2 separate regions of the Homo sapiens genome follow, and region 2 is linked to region 1. A link is a loop called in an ENCODE intact Hi-C map of the cell type or tissue named here. Cell type or tissue: B cell. All regions are shown on one strand.

What was found. Peaks named below come from ENCODE experiments on the same cell type or tissue, not always from the same donor. Only the 100,000 strongest peaks of a DNase experiment are listed, where the experiment ranks them.
Region 2: a loop joins it to region 1, with 17 times the contacts of the local background. A loop is called at or near these places in 65 of 110 quality-filtered maps.

The regions. Positions count from the first base shown.
Region 1 is chrX:41,793,325-41,801,324 of GRCh38, reverse strand. All of the region lies in intron 2 of CASK (calcium/calmodulin dependent serine protein kinase), which reads left to right. Among named protein-coding and RNA genes, the nearest start is that of GPR82, 73 kb to the right of the region's middle. In B cell, a CTCF peak has its summit at 3,078 (motif pointing left); a DNase peak (open chromatin) is centred at 3,034; H3K27ac peaks cover 1,228 bases.
Region 2 is chrX:43,553,639-43,561,638 of GRCh38, reverse strand. No RefSeq gene overlaps it. Among named protein-coding and RNA genes, the nearest start is that of MAOA, 99 kb to the left of the region's middle. In B cell, CTCF peaks have their summits at 1,775 (motif pointing left), 3,420 and 3,632 (motif pointing right); DNase peaks (open chromatin) are centred at 1,778 and 3,628; H3K4me3 peaks cover 389 bases.

The sequences.
Region 1 (8,000 bases):
AAGGATGTTTTGGCAAGGCGTATTGGGAGTCCTTGAGCCAAAGTTGACCATCAGAGACCCATATCTCACAGGAATTAGCCTGCTTAAGTATTCCTGCTGCTCTTAGTCACCAGCTGAGAGTATTTATAATAGCTGCTTTGAAGTCTTTTCTGCTAATTCCAACATCTGGGCTCCCTCAAAGGCAGTTTCTATTTTCTGCTTTTTTTTCCCCTCCTTTGTAAAGGTCACACTTTTCTGCATTTTGCATGTCTCCTAACACTTTGTTATAGCAACTGTGGATACTGACACCTTCCTCCACTCCAGGGTTATTCTTTTTTAGTTACTTGCTGGACTAGTTCAGTGCAACCTCTGATGTCCCTCTTCAGGACAGGTGTGGTCCTTATCCATGCATTTCTCTGCTACCTCTATTGGTGTTAAACTTAACCAATCGATAGCTGATTGCTCCCTTCTTTTTGACAATGCCTTGTGGTATAAATTGCTCCATAGTCTGATCCAATTAAAATTGGGTCCCTTCATGGATGAAATTGGAAATCATCATTCTCAGTAAACTATCGCAAGGACAAAAAACCAAACACCGCATGTTCTCACTCATAGGTGGGAATTGAACAGTGAGAACACATGGACACAGGAAGGGGAACATCACACTCTGGGGACTGTTGTGGGGTGGGGGAAGGGGGGAGGGATAGCATTAGGAGATATACCTAATGCTAAATGACGAGTTAATGGGTGCAGCACACCAGCATGGCACATGTATACATATGTAACTAACCTGCACATTGTGCACATGTACCCTAAAACTTAAAGTATAATAATAATAAAAGAAAAGAAAAGAAAAAATAAAAATAAATAAAAATAAAATAACATTGAGTCCCTTGTCAGGGACAAGTTTTTCTAGTCTTTGAGACTTGCTATACCCTTCCCTGAGCAGAATCTCTGCACTATAGAGTAGGAGCTGGGGAAAATGGGGAACTCACTCCTCATTGGCTGTTCCACCCAGATCCTCCCTCTGAAGCAGGGTTTTTGTGTTGCCGGGAAGGAGGAGGTATGAACTGTGCCTCCTTTTGCCTCTGCTGCTACTCAGTGTGGATCTTCCACAGCTCAAAACCAGGGAGTATGATATCTGTCAGTGTTCACCAGGTGCTGAAAGTACTCAGAATAGTTCTTTCACCCTAGGAAGTTGAAGGAGATGGGAGCTGCCACTCAGCTGCCAAACACATCTCTGTAGCTCTCTTGACAACACAGAGCTGTGTGGGCAGGGGGGACTACACTGTTTACCAGCTTCCTCACCTGATTCCTCTGTTTTTAGCTGGAGTTCAGGGGAGAGAAATGGCTGCTGCCATCAGCTTCTGCCGCTTGCTCTATATAGGCCTTCCACAGCATGGAGCCGTGGAAAATGGGATCTGCCAATGTTTACTAGCTGCCAAATCCACCCCGAGTAGCTCTTCCATCTCAAGGGGCGGATCTGCCCTTAGCTGCTGAACTCCTTAAAACAGTTCTTTGGCAAAACAGAGCTGTGGGGGGACAGGTGCAGTCCCTGTGTGGTCCCTATCTCGAATGCTACAGCCTCTTATTGTTCTTATCGAATTTCTGTAGATTCTATTGAATAAATGCTTCTCTATTTGTTGTAAGCCCTTTGATCAGTCTCCAGGGACTTTGAATGATTGTGATTTTTGACCAGCTAAATATATGTCTCTCCAGGGGAGAGATATCCCTGAGCTCCTTTATACAGCCATTCCAGAAGTCCCACCTAGTCATTGTGGGGGTTTTCTGGGTTTTTTCTGAGACAGAGTCTTGCTCTGTCTCCCAGGCTGGAGTGCAGTGGTGTGATCTCAGCTCACTGCAACCGGCTCACTGCCTCCCGGGTTCAAGCGAGTCCCCTGCCTCAGCCTCCTGAGTAGCTGGGATTACAGGCGCACGCCACCACACCCAGCTAATTTTTATACTTTTAGTAGAGACAGGGTTTTACCATGTTGGCCAGGGTGGTTTTGAACTCCTGGCCTCAAGTGATCTGCCCACCTCAGCCTCCCAAAGTGCTGGGATTACAGGCGTGAGCCACTGCACCTGGCTGTCATTGTGTTTTTAATGATTCTGTCTTAATAGAAAACTAGTTTTACACAAATATAATCAAGTGACTTAAATTGAAAGGACTAAGATTGAAAACTGAATTGAAATTGAAAATTGAATTGAAATTGAAACCTAAGATTTTTTTGAAAGGTATGATTTTATTACGGAAATTTGCTTGATTGAGCTTTATTTTAATCAAGACTTTGTATTTCCATTTTTAGAATTAATTCAGAGAAATAGCTAACCTATAAAGTTCATCTTCAGAATTGAGTCATTGTAGACCTAAGAAGCAATATAGCAGAGTTATTAAGAGCATAGGTTCTGGGGCCAGACTACCTAGGTTCCAGTCTTTGCTTTGCAGCTTATTGGTTCTACCTGGGTTCCAATCTTTGCTTTGCAGCTTGTTAGTTCTTTTTATTTTTATTTTTGAGACAGTCTTGCTCTGTCACCTAGGCTGGAGTGCAGTGGCATGATCTCAGCTCACTGCACCCTCTGCCTCCCAGGTTCAAGCAATTCTTCTGCCTCAGCCTCCCAAGTAGCTGGGATTACAGGCATGTGCTACCACACCCAGCTGATTTTTATATTATTAGTGGAGACGGGGTTTCACCATGTTGTCCAGGCTAGTCTCAGATTCCTGACCTCAGGTGATCCACCTGCCTTGGCCTCCCAAAGTGCTGGGATTACAGGCGTGAGCCACCGCCCCTGGCCGCAGCTTATTAGTTCTGTGAATGAGTTACTTAACTGCTCTCTGTCTATTCATATATAACATGAGCATCATCTGCCCCTTAGAATTATTGCGAGGTTAAATGGGTCAACACATCTAAAATAGAGCCTGACTCATAGTAAGTACTCAGTAAATGTTAGCTGATGGTTATTGTTGTTAGACACATTAAAGGCAAATAATCATCTCATCTTTGTATTTTATTATTGAGACCAATAATATTGTCTAAAGCCAGAGACCTTGGTGAAACGCTGGGTGCCCAGCTAGCTATAATATGATCTTTAGTTCCCTCTAGTGGAAGAAAATTAGATAGGCTCTTTGCATAAACATGCTGCTTTTGGAATTGTGATCATTTAACCTAATAAAATTACCCCTGAATAATTAACCAAAGACAATATCCACATACATAAATGGATTTAAGAAATTGTTAAAACTTACAATCTTAAATATTCTTTCCAAGTGAAACTTTTTTGGGGACGTGTAATTTATAATATTAAATAATATAGTATATAAACCATCCAGTGACATAAAAAGTTAGGCATATATTACTTTTGTTTAAAACAAGTGCATTCAGTAGTAGTAGTACCTTGAAGTTTTCCATTTTAACATTCATACCCAGTTATCTGCAAGTAGATGGCATTTCTTGGTCATTCTCTGAGAAGTCTTTAATCATTGTGATATGCCACCTGGAGTAGATTTCCTTGAAGTTTTGGCATTTTTAGTATCCTCTTCCACACAGCCTATGGGGTAACAGAAAGATTGCTAGATTGGGAATCTGAGACCTGGGTTCATCTTCCAGTTCTGCTATGAAATATCTGTGTGACTTCGGGCATGTCTTACTAGGGCCTCATTTTCCTTCTGAGTAAAATTTGAGGATAGAGAGGAGCATGTGATGATGACTGTCTTGCTGTCACTTCTGTTTCTAACATTCTCTGATTCAGTGATACATACACTTTGATGTGAGACAGGAGATGTATAATAGATGTTGAGTCTAAGTTGGGTAAATGGGTCCTGTATGCTTGATGTTGCCTTCTAGCAGGATTGGCAGGAATGGAAATCACCAGCAGTGGAATGATTTGGTAAATGCCAAGATCTTGAGGCATCTATGGAGGCGGTTGCTAGATTGCAGCAGGGTATGCCTCCCTCAGCTTGGGAGATTGTTAAAGAGAACTTTGAGGCAACGTCTAAGTGGGATCTTGATGAACAAGTAGGGGTTTACCAGGCAGAGAAGGAAGCACGTGGAGTATCATACAGAGGGAACAACATTTGTCAGGGGACAGAGAGCAGGGGGCCGGTGCACAAGCTGCGGGTGGTTCAGGATTGGGGTCAGGGAGGCTGAAGGAAGAAGCTACTGGAAAGGAATGTATAAATGTGTGACTTCAAAAAAAAAAAACAAGAGCTAAATTGTTTGACTAAGAAGCCGGAGAGCTAGCTTCTATTTCCAGTTATACTGTTAAATAGGTCTGTGAACCCTAGTTAAGTTGTTGGACTTAAAAGATTTTTTGGAAGGCTTTCAAAGCCATGCTTAGGGATTATAATGTCTTGCTGTATGGAATGGAGCTCAGTGAAGGTTTTGGAATAATATAATATCTGTTTTAGAGTAAAACTATGATGACACTTTAATGAGTCTAAAGAGAAGAAACTAGAGGCAAAGAAACCCATTTAAAGATCTTTGCTGTGATCCAGTCAAGAATTGTTGAGGGCTGAAACTAGGGTAACCGCAGTAAGGGAAAGATAGTTTTGACAGGTGTTGCAGAAATAGAATGGACAGGTTTTGGCAGCTGCATATAGGAAGTAGAGGAGAAGTGGTAGATGGTGTGAAGATGACTCCAAGGGCTGTCTGGAAGATTAATAATTTTGGTAATCAGTAGGCCACACACATACAGCTACATGGGTTCTGTTTTACTTTTCTTAACTAGTGTCCTTATTATTAAACATTTTGAGTGTGTCTAGTTTTTTTCCCAAATAACCCTATGGTCATCTTGAGGTTTTTTACGAAATATGTGATTTCCCAAAAAACTGTAGATGAAAAACTGCAAAGTTAAAGTAGGCATAGAACTACACTATATATAGCAGTGTGGTTTACTAATAGATGTTCACATTGCTGCCTTCTTGGTGTCAAACTCGGTTTGATTGACATTTGTTAAACATAGAATGATTTCCACCAAAAATGATGAAAGGAAAAGAAAACAAAACTTATTGTGCATGTGCACTCTCACATACTTTATTAATCATCCAGGCCTAACTACAACCCTGTATAGGAGTTGTTATCTTACTCTTTCTATTTTACAAATGAGGAAACAGATGTTCTAAGGTTATGCAGCTACTAAGTGATGAAGACAGGAAAGACAGGTCTTTTGACTACAAGTCTATTGCCCTATCTATTATATCATAACTGCCTGCCAGCAGAATGTGTTAGTGCTTAAAAGGATAGATGCCAGATCTGTGGAAGTAGGGTGACCAGTCATCTTGGTTTGCCTGGGAATGAGGGTGGGTTCTCAGAACCCAGGACTTTCAACCTGGAAAGATCCTCGGTGCCACAACTGAGAAAGTTCCAGGCAAACCAGGACAGGTTGGTACCCTGTCCAGAAAAGTCACTTATATGAAATAAACCATTATCTAGAATGACTTAAATAAGGTATTTACTGTATTTCTTTCCCATAATATTGTGTCATCAATGCTAAATGACAAATGATTCCTAAGTGAAGAGGAGTTAAGGCCCCGCCTTCCTTCCATCTGTTTGTTTTCACTGGCTCTGAGCATCCTGCCTTGCTGCAGTTACACTCAACTGTGTGTGAATCAGATACTAGATGCCTTTGCTTCTAAGTCAGTTTTATTTTATTTTTTATTTTTATTTATTTATTTGTTTATTTTTAGACAGGATCTCACTCTGTCTCCCAGGCTGGAGTGCAGTGGCATGATCTTGGCTGACTGCAACCTCCACCTCTCGGGCTCAGGTGATCCTCCCACCCCAGCCTCCTGAGTAGCTGGGACTACAGGCACACGTCACCGCACCCAGCTAATTTTTGTATTTTTTGTAGGAACAGGGTTTCACCATGTTGCCCAATCTGGTCCCAAACTCCTGGGCTGAAGCGATCCACCTGCCTCAGCCTCCCAAAGTGCTAGTAGAATTACAGGCACGAGCTACCGTGCCTCGTCTCTAAGTCAGTTTTTAAGGAAACTTATGCTTTGCCCATTCCAAATTTGATGAAATGGCAAAAGAGCTATTCAGGGAAAAATCAAGGAGGGCTGTCAGTATCTGTGATTTCAAAGTATTTATCAAAACAATTAACTCATTTTTCTTGGTCCTTTTTCAAATAAGTATCACATATTGGTAGTTATTTCTTTACGATAAATTTGTTTTATACTATTTTTATGAGACTTTGTTGACAAAAGGATTCTGTAGCTGGATGGGGAAACCCATATTATTAAAAGAAAAAAAAACCTCAGATAATCATTTCACTATGCCGTACAGAATTTTTACCTCATTCATTTTTTACATATTGAAACAGACCACAAATTGCTTTCTGGGAAAAGTTTTGGCCCTGCTGTCAGTATTTCCTGGGCTGGCCCCATCCTGGAAGAAGATTTGGGGGAGAAATGGGTGGTAAGGAAATCTATCCTGTCAACGTGTCCTTGTTGAGCTCCTCAGCTATCAGTTAATAAATATAGAAAGTAAATTATAGATAACACAATTATGAAAGTATAAAGCACAGGTATGTGAAGAACATTTTTTTTCTTTGACATATTAGTTGAATTCCCATTTTATTTCAGTAACTTCTCGTTTGCTTTTTAAATTTTATTGAAGAACGTGTATGCACAATAAAATGTACCCATCTAATTGTACACTTCAGTGAGTTTTGACAAATGTATGCATTCTGTCATCCCACAAAGTTCCTTCGGGCTCTAACATGTATGATTTTTAAGACTTTAATATTGAAAAGTAATTGAGTTATAAACTGATATTTCTCTAATTTTCTTGTATAAAGTAAGGAATACCATGTTGAAATAGGTGTCTGGTTTTTCTAATAGTCAAATGCCCTGATCTTCCCCCCTTTGGTTTACATTTCCCAAAATGAAAAGCAACAGAGCAATTGCACCTTTTAGACAAACTTAGAGCATTGTATTTCTATTTTTGTCATATACAAATTTGTTACACTTATCAGAACTGAAAACTCTTTGGGAAATATATTAACAAAACCCCATTAATTTGTAAATGCTTAATGCAGCTAAGATTGATTTCTAATTAATACACATTTGCCTATTTAAGAAAATTTTCACATCAGTCAAACACTGAATTAATGGTATGCTGCTTCCTTTCTTTATTCACCTGATGATGATATTTGGGGCCATAGGAATTTTTTTTCAATGGGCAAGAATTCAAAGAAATTAGAAGGTGCTTGGATTTCTGTTTGTGTGTGTGAAAAAAGACAACAAAATGTATAGAGCTAGTAGTGAAACATGTAAAAAAGAATCAAAGAAATTATGAGTTTGCAGTTGACCCAGATTTCTATGGTGGCCTGTCTAGGCCTCTACTCTTCACTAGCTGAGGTCAACTTTCCTGAAGGTCAATGAGGAAGATAGCCTCATTAAAGCCAACCTGACCTGTGTTGTTGCCAAAGGCAGCTGGGATCTTTATTCTTCAACTTGATTATGAGATAAAGGTAGAACCCAGCAGCAGAAATTGACTTTGCTACTATAATCCTTCCAAGGTTCTGCTTGGATTCCTTTCTTAAAGTATCATTTGGTCATTCATTTCAGTACACTAAGGAAAAATATGTTGAGTCAATAATGACTTTCATTTACTTATTTTGTTATTAATATTTATTGAAATGAACACATTAGTACTTGTCCTAGTTCTTTCTATGACTAGATTAGAATATTCTTTATTTTGATTTTGAGTCCAGGTCAGCTCTTAGCGAATTTTGTTTAACTGTTGAATTTCTAACACAACCTAGACATTGTTTGGAAATGAATGAGAATACTTGTATATTTGTTAGGAAAAGCGCAGTATCTAGTTTCTGACTATCACTAGTTACAATGCAGCTGAAATAAGCCGGTTCTGTAACAGTCTTGATAGCCTGTCATTCAAGTCAGTATTACCATATTAGCACTATTGTGTGATTGGATCTTAGGATATATAAAAACTATGCAGACCCAGGAGGCACTGTGGTGTGATGTAAAGAGCAAAGGGCTTTGGTTATTAGTCCTGCTT
Region 2 (8,000 bases), 1.8 Mb before region 1:
AAGTCCTAGGATTACAGGTGTGATCCACCGCACCCAGCCAAAGGTCTTACCTCTTAAAGGTCCTATCTTTTAATACTGTTGCAATGACAGTTAAATTTCAACATGAGTTTTAGAGGAAACATTCAAACCATAGCACCCAATTTTGTAATTTTTAAACCTCTGGTGGTTTTATTTTATTCCTTGACATCCCTAATATTTGAATATCCAGGTCTATTGATGTTTTACCTTCTAAATATTTATCATATGCATTCCAAGTACCGTGAATCTGGTTCAACATGGACACATAGAGGGGAACTACACACACTGGGGCCTATTGGAGGATGGAAGGTGGGAGGAGGAAGAGTATCAGGAAAAATAACTAATGGATACTAGGCTTAATACCTGGCTGATGAAATAATGTGTACAACAAACCCCATGACACATATTTACCTATGTAACAAACCTGCACATTGTGCATATGTACCCCTGAACTTAAAACTTAAAAAAAAAAAATCTGGTTCAAATTGCCATGTCTTTAGGTTGTGGTAAATTTTTCCTAACTGGTTTCCATGTTGCTAACTTTATGCCTTAACTACTGTCTTAAATCTCTATGTTGGGTAGAAATTATATTCAAGATTCTAAACCACTTAACTAATCGGTGCCCTTTAAGAACTGCCTTTATTCCTCAGACATAAGTTTAAGATGCTAGGTGCCAGATCAAGAGAACCTCGTGTCTCATATTAACTCCTTGTCACCTTTAACTGAACTGCCACGTCTAGTCTTATAACTTATTTTCTGGTGGTACTGAATTACTCATAGTCCTCTGTGAAAACATGCCACAGCCTTCATGTAAACCACTCCTTGCTATTCCTTGTTTTATATGAGCTTAGTTGTAGAGGATGAATATAATTTAGCCAGGTGTTGTGTCAGGCAGGATCCCAACAGGAAACAGATGGCATACACGAATTAGGATCATTTAAGGAGGGTTTATTTACAAAGGGTTTAATTAAAGCATAGGTGGGGTGAAGAGGACTACAAGAGAGTGCAGGAACCCAAGACTAGAAGCAGCTACTACTACCACTAGGCTAGAAGAGATGAGGGGAAGGAAAGGTTGCTGGAAACTAGAATGAGAGAGAATCCTGTAGAGCAGGCCCATTGAGAGGAACAGATCTTCCGCAACAGGGCCAGGCCAAGGCAACATCACAGGAGGGAGTCCTGGGAATAAAAGCCTGAGCACATTTACCTATTTCCTTGTCATCTTGCCAACATTTTCACAGGTGCCTTTATCTTCTGGCTTCCAATCTATACAGATCAGCATCTCTGGACAGGGAGAGGTAAGGAAAAGGGTAGAAAAAGTAGATCTGGAGGGGAAAGGAAAATACCCAACGTGGGCTCATTCCAAAAACCTTGGGCCTTGATCTTTTGTTTTTCCTCATGTAAGCGCATATATTTAATCTCTCTTACTAGACTATGTCTCAAGGAAAGAGATTGCTTTACCCAGCTTTGGGTCCACAGAGCCCCAAACATAGGAAGTTTCATTGAGTTTAACTGGCCAGGTTCACCTATATCTTTTCCTATCCTTCCCTTGCCTTTGGAAGCACCCTTTCTTGAATTATTGCCTCTTGATTACCTTGTGCTTGGTGTGTCTCTCTTGGCCCCAGGCATGGTGTTACTACACTAGGCTTCATCTTGAATTGAGGTGGGGACCCTGGCAATCAAAGCCAACTTCTGCCAGATGCCCAGGAGAGTGAAGAGAAGAAAGCAGAAGGTCTTTTCCACGAGGTGGTCTTTTGCTGCCACCTTCTGGCATCCTTTCACTACACCCCAGATTCTCAGGAAATTGAATCAAGTCACACCTCCCCAGGGGAGGTGGGCCCAGGGGGAGTGAAAGAAGCAGACCTTACTCAAAGACAAGAAGGCTCAGCTGGCCCTGGTCTCCTGTTGGTTAGAGGGCAGCAAAAGCTAGCATTTCAAGAAGCAATAAAATACAATTTTTCTAGTCTTTAGATGCCGAAACCTAAACTTTGGTTTCATCCTCTTACTACAGCTCTAATTCAAAAAAAAAAAAAAAAAAAAAGAAATGCCAGCGACAGCCACCTCTTTGCCTCTCCACCAACTTCTGTACAACTGCCAGCACAGATATGGAGATATCCTACTTCTCTGCCATGCTTGGAGTGGTTGCCCAAAGGGCAGGAACTGACTTATAGGTTTTTAATTTTTTTATGTGTGGTTATATATATATATATAAACATAAAGCCATTGTAACTATTTTTAAGTGTGTAATTCAGTAGCATTAAGTACATTCACATTGTTGTGCAACCATTGCCACCATCCATCTCTAGAACTTCCTTATCATCCTAAACAGAAAATCTCTACCCATTAAACAATAACTCCTCATTCTTCCTACCCCCAGCTCCAGTAAACTCTATTCTACTTTCTGTCTTTATGAATTTGCCTATTCTAGGTACTATATAGAAGTGGGATTATACAATATTTGTCCTTTTATGACTGGCTTATTTCACTTAGTATAATGTCCTCAAGATTCATCAATGTTGTAGCATGTATCAGAATTTCATTCCTTTTTATAGCTGAGTAATATTCCATTGTATGTATATAAATGTGCAGAAAATATTGAAGGATACAATAAATAGCAAAAAATAAATGGTATAAAAATGTTAGAGAGATTAAGAAATTTTAATAACTGAAATTGCAGTTATAGTTAAACTTCCTTTATTCCCCTTCCCAATCCTATTCTCCCTCCTCCCTCCCTAAAGGTAATCACTACCCTGAAGTTGATGGGTTTCTTCCCATTTTATATTTTTATATTATATGTTTAGTTTTCCAAAACAATATATAGTATTCTCTTGTGTTTTTATATTCAATAAATAGCATACTCTATGTGACATTCTGAAGTTTCCATGTCTCACTGTTGTTTTCAAGATTTATCCATGTTGATGCATGTGGTTCTAGTGCATTTCATTTTACTGTTTTATCCTTTTAAGTATGTGCATGTGACATATTAGCCATCATCCTATTGCTGAACATTTAGGATGTTTCCAGGTTTTTTTTTTTTTTGCTGTTACAAATAATGCTGCCATGTATTATTTGTATCCTTACCACATTTCTTTGAGCACAGGCTTTTCCTGGGGTCTGGAATACATACCCTGAACTAGAATTGCTGAGCTACAGGCCATGCACATCATCACTTTTACCAGATTCTGCTAAATGTCTATTGGTACAGCAAAATAGCACTTCAAATTTGGACAGCAGTGTTTGAAAGTCCCAATTTTTCCATACTCATCTCCAATTAGTATTATCAGTCTTTTTACTATTTCTCAGTCTGTTGGATAAAAATGGTATAATGGTATCTAATTGCTTCAGTTTTCATTTCTTTGGTTTTTAGGGGAGATAAGCATCTTTAGTATGTTTATTAGTCATTTGGAGTTTCTTATCTATAAAAATTCTAAGACTCATTTATATTTTAGAGTTTGAAGGAGTTCTAAAACCTATCCGCCCAATGAAAACTTATTATGGGTGTTTACCTATTTCCTTTATGAAGGCTTATTTATGGGTGTTTACCTATTTCCTTTTAGTGAGAGAACTTCAATTTCATGTTTCAGGGCTTGCTGCCACCAGATGTCAGCACTGTACCATAATCTCAGAGCCCAGCTTTGCCGGAAACGTGTTTTCCGTGATTCAAGATGGTGGGTCTTAATCATGTTTGGTAATACAATTGGATTTCTGCACATTTGTGCAAATAACTTGTAAAAATTCAAATATACTTAAGTAAATTATATTCTTTAGAACAAAGTTTTAAAGCAAGTTGAGCCCTGAGTCTAAATATCTGCATACATATTAGATTTCTGATTTCTACTGTGTCAATCTTAAAATTAGATGGTAACAAAATGTTAAAGCCAACATCTTTCGAATGATTATGTGCAGAGAACTGAGCTAAGCGCTTTTGACATATAGCCACGTGATTCTTACTGCAGTTATGTAAGGCAGGCGTCCTCACCTCATCTATCAAAAAGGGATAACTGAGACATAGAGAGGTTAAGTCAGTTGCTCACTAGCACACAGCTAGTTAAATGTCACATCTAAGGTCTTTCAACACAGGCAGGTTGCTTTCAAAGTCTGTATTCCCTGCTATTATGCTACTCTGGCTCTCAACATATGGAATTCTGCAATCAGCCTGTGTCCAAATCCCCTAGGGAGTTTGTGCTTAGGGATAAGAATAAACTTGAGCTAACAAGGGGGAATCCTTTCTAAAACTGTCTCCTGGTGGTGGAGGCGCATCTGCTTATTTCTGAGGTCAGCTGTATCTTCTAGTAAGAAGGCTTTTTTTCTTTTTTTAATCTTCCTTCTTTCAAAATCAGTTTCTAAAATAATAACCCAATTTTTTTTTTCACTCTGCCTCTTGGCAAACTTTCTCTGAATTTTACAGCATCCAACAAAAAATACCTGTGTGCTAATGCTGTATGTGTCAGGGTATTTTCCAGCGTATTTGCCACCTTCCCGTTAGTACCTATGCTCACAATATACCTTCACTTGGAAAGAAGACATTGCCTTGTCTCTCTGCTTCTTATCTTTTGTGCTCACAACAGATTAGCACCAGGCGGATAACAGATATAAGAGGGTGTGGTCTAAATACTAGAGAGAAGTAGAGACACCTGACCCCTGCCTTCAAGCTTCGGAGTGCTCACTCCTCACTTTTCACCCCCATTGTCCAGTCACTGTGTTTCACTAAACATGGGGCAATATGATCTCTGCATGGGTAGCAAGAGTCTGTCTGTGAGCTTCTTGCCTCTGCTCAGTGGAGCTAGGGGTCACCAGGTTTCCCCTTCGATGAAAGATCAAGAAGTCTCTTGGGAAATAACTCCTCCAAACAAAGTGGATTGTCTCAACTGTCCTTCCTAATAACAATGCCCATGTTAATCGGGGTTGGGATGATTTTGAGTATTAACATGTCCTACTGCTCAGCCAGTTCTCCAATCTAATCCCCACTGACTGACGCTGAAGTCCTGGGGTGAGAAAACTACAGGAAAAAACTGGCAGAATAGCTGCATTGAAATGCTTTTACTCAGGATCTAAAACAGTGCAGCTTTGTTTTGGAGTAGCATTTAAAATGCCAAGATGAGGAAAGAGGAATTGTCTCTGCTTCTGAGGAAAACATAGCCCAGATATGGTAGAACAAAGGCTCTAAATAACCCAGTGAGTTGCCCTGTTATGTTATCTCACCCGTGGCAGTGCCAAGGCTCTCACCTATGATGACAGAGTTGTTATAAACTGAAGGACATTGCCTCTTGAGGGCATGGGTGGCCTGACATCTCAGCTACAGGGAAACACAGCAGAAAAAAGAAATGGCTAATGCCATGGAGTGGCAAAAAGAAATATTTCTGTGGGCTCAGGCAAGGTGTCCCTTGGAGACTCCTAGAAATAGTGCCTCTGTCCTTTCCTCTCCCTCCACCCCAACCCGAAGATCTTACTTTAGCAGGCATGGGAAAAAGATTCAGAGAAATATTACTGATGATTGTGATTTGTACAAGTCCATATTCAAATGAAATCCCCAGGAATCAAGACAGATCATACAAAAACAAATTAGAGTAATTTTCCCTTAGGAGTTCTTGTTGGGGTGTTCAAAACATAGCTTTACAAATCAACATTTTCTGATCACATTAGATTCAGGGAAAAAAAATAATGCCCCCCCAAGTACAATGCCCCAAGCTGCTCTTGTCCTTCTTCTTCTTCTTCTTTTTTTTTTTTTTTTTGAGACAAGGTCTCACTCTGTCACTCAAGCTGCAGTGCAGTGTCACAATCATGGCTCACTGCAGCCCTGATCTCCCAGGCTCAGGTGATCCTCCCACCTCAGCCTCCTGAACAGCTATGACTACAGGCACATGCCACCACACCCGGATAATTTTTGGTATTTAATATTTTTTGTAGAGACAGGATTTTGCCATGTTGTCCAGACTGGTCTCGAACTCCTGGGCTCAAACAATCCACCTGCCTTGGCCTCCCAAAGTGCTAGGATTACAGGCATGAGCCACTCCACCCAGCCCTCTTGTCTTCTTAGATTCATATTAGCAGAGAGTTTAGCCCCTCTCTCTCTAGGTTTTCTTCTTTGTAACAAGCACAAGAATAGTGGTTTAGCCAATCCTACAATCCTAAGGGTCCACCTTGCTGCACCCTGAGGAGGAGAAAAGCAAAGAAATTGCTTGGAACTCCAAAGGGTTCTACTTGTCTTGCCCTTGTGGGGGCCAAGGCCCTCACTGAAAAATCATGGACATGAGGCAGATTGATTAATAGGAGAAAAGGCATACAAATTTATTTAACATGTATACATGGGATCCTTCAGAAGGAAGATCCAACCCCCCAACAGAGTACAGAAGTTTATCTATTATCTCGAGGCAATAGAAAGAATGCAGGCTCAGAGCATGGCCCAAAACAGATATGTTGGTAAATCAGGTTTTCGTGGCAAGACAGGTCATGGGAGTGAGAAAGGAAGAGGTTTGGCTAGCAAAAGTAGTCTTGTTATATAGATGAAGCCTCATAGGTAGTAGCCCTCAGAGGGAATAAATTGTAAGTGTTTCTTTTCAGACTTTTAAAGTTATCAGACTTTTAGTAGACTTCTTCCAGATCCAGGAAAAGCCTAGAAAGGGAAGGCCTGGCTGCTTTAGTAGAGATTCTCTACAGATACAAATTTCTTCCATCTCAATCTTCTGGCTCTATGACAGCGATTTCAAAATTTGTCAAAGAAATATATTTTGGGGTAAAATATTTTGATTTCCTTTACCATGCAATTCAATTCTGTTTCTATTAAGTGACCTGTGATAGCTGAGGTGCTCTCTTTGATATGGTGCTAGAATCTCCTTTTACCCATATTACAGATTATCTCACATTTGCCTTGGTCTCCAAGTTACAGTTCTTCACTTACAAGGCTTTGTTAGTTAGTATCTCCACTCACAGGTACTTCTTTGGGGTTAAATCCCATGACCAGGAGAAGATTTTGTGTAGAATCTTCAGTTGGTCTTTTCGTAAACCCAGGACCATATTCTCTTTTGGCAATGTAAATACTGGTGCAGAAGCCAGCATCCTGATCAAGTCTCTTTCTATTCTCAGGAAAATTTTTTCATCAACGTATGGCTTTCTTTTCTAACATTAGGCCTCAGACAGAAATACTTCCAAACACCAAAATTGGTTTTAATAACTTTGACTCTCAAGAAATAGTTTGTGGCCTCATCTTCTTCTCTCATAGTAGGTTCCTGGAAAAATTTCTCACCACCTTCTCAGAAAGCTTAGAGAGTTTTACAGTTTGTAGAAATGGACAGAGGTGGGGATGCTGGGTGATTCTGCCCAATAGTTGAAAGAGCTGGAGCTCCAATGCTTCCTCCCGAAATGGTGAATTTCTACTTGCCTTGCTTCCAAACAACCAAAAGGGAGCATTGGATTTATTCCTTACAAAACAGGGAGACTTAATGTCTCTACTGCTATAAATAGAAAGGGTTCTTAGAGAAATGATGACTTATAAGTTATCAGGGAAAAAAACCAATACAAACCTTTGGGCTTATTGAGTACCCCACAAATTGTTATTTATAGAACATAAAGGAGGCTTTGGGAGTTAACCAATTTGTTCACTGTTGTAATTGTTGGTGTTGCTTGTTTTAGGCTCTCTGCTTTCCAAGCATGTGGTAGGATTGAACTTTCTTCTCCTCTGTGGTTGGGTGGGAATCATATGACCTAGTTTGGCCAATGAATTGTGAGCTCTTGTTAGTGTGAAACCTAATGGAGCTCTCCCTCTACCACACCTACTGGCAATGCTCTAAATGGTGGCTCCTCTCTTAGCTTGGGTCCTGAACTTGGGACAAAATAGAATAGAACCACAGTTAATCCACAAATAACATGTAACATAACCAAGAAATAAGCCTTCGCTTTTTGTATCATAGTCCCAAGAGACTAGATTATCCTAGTGGCTGTGGAGGCGTGCTTCTTGGATTTCCTTTCAATGAAGAACTTGCTGATCA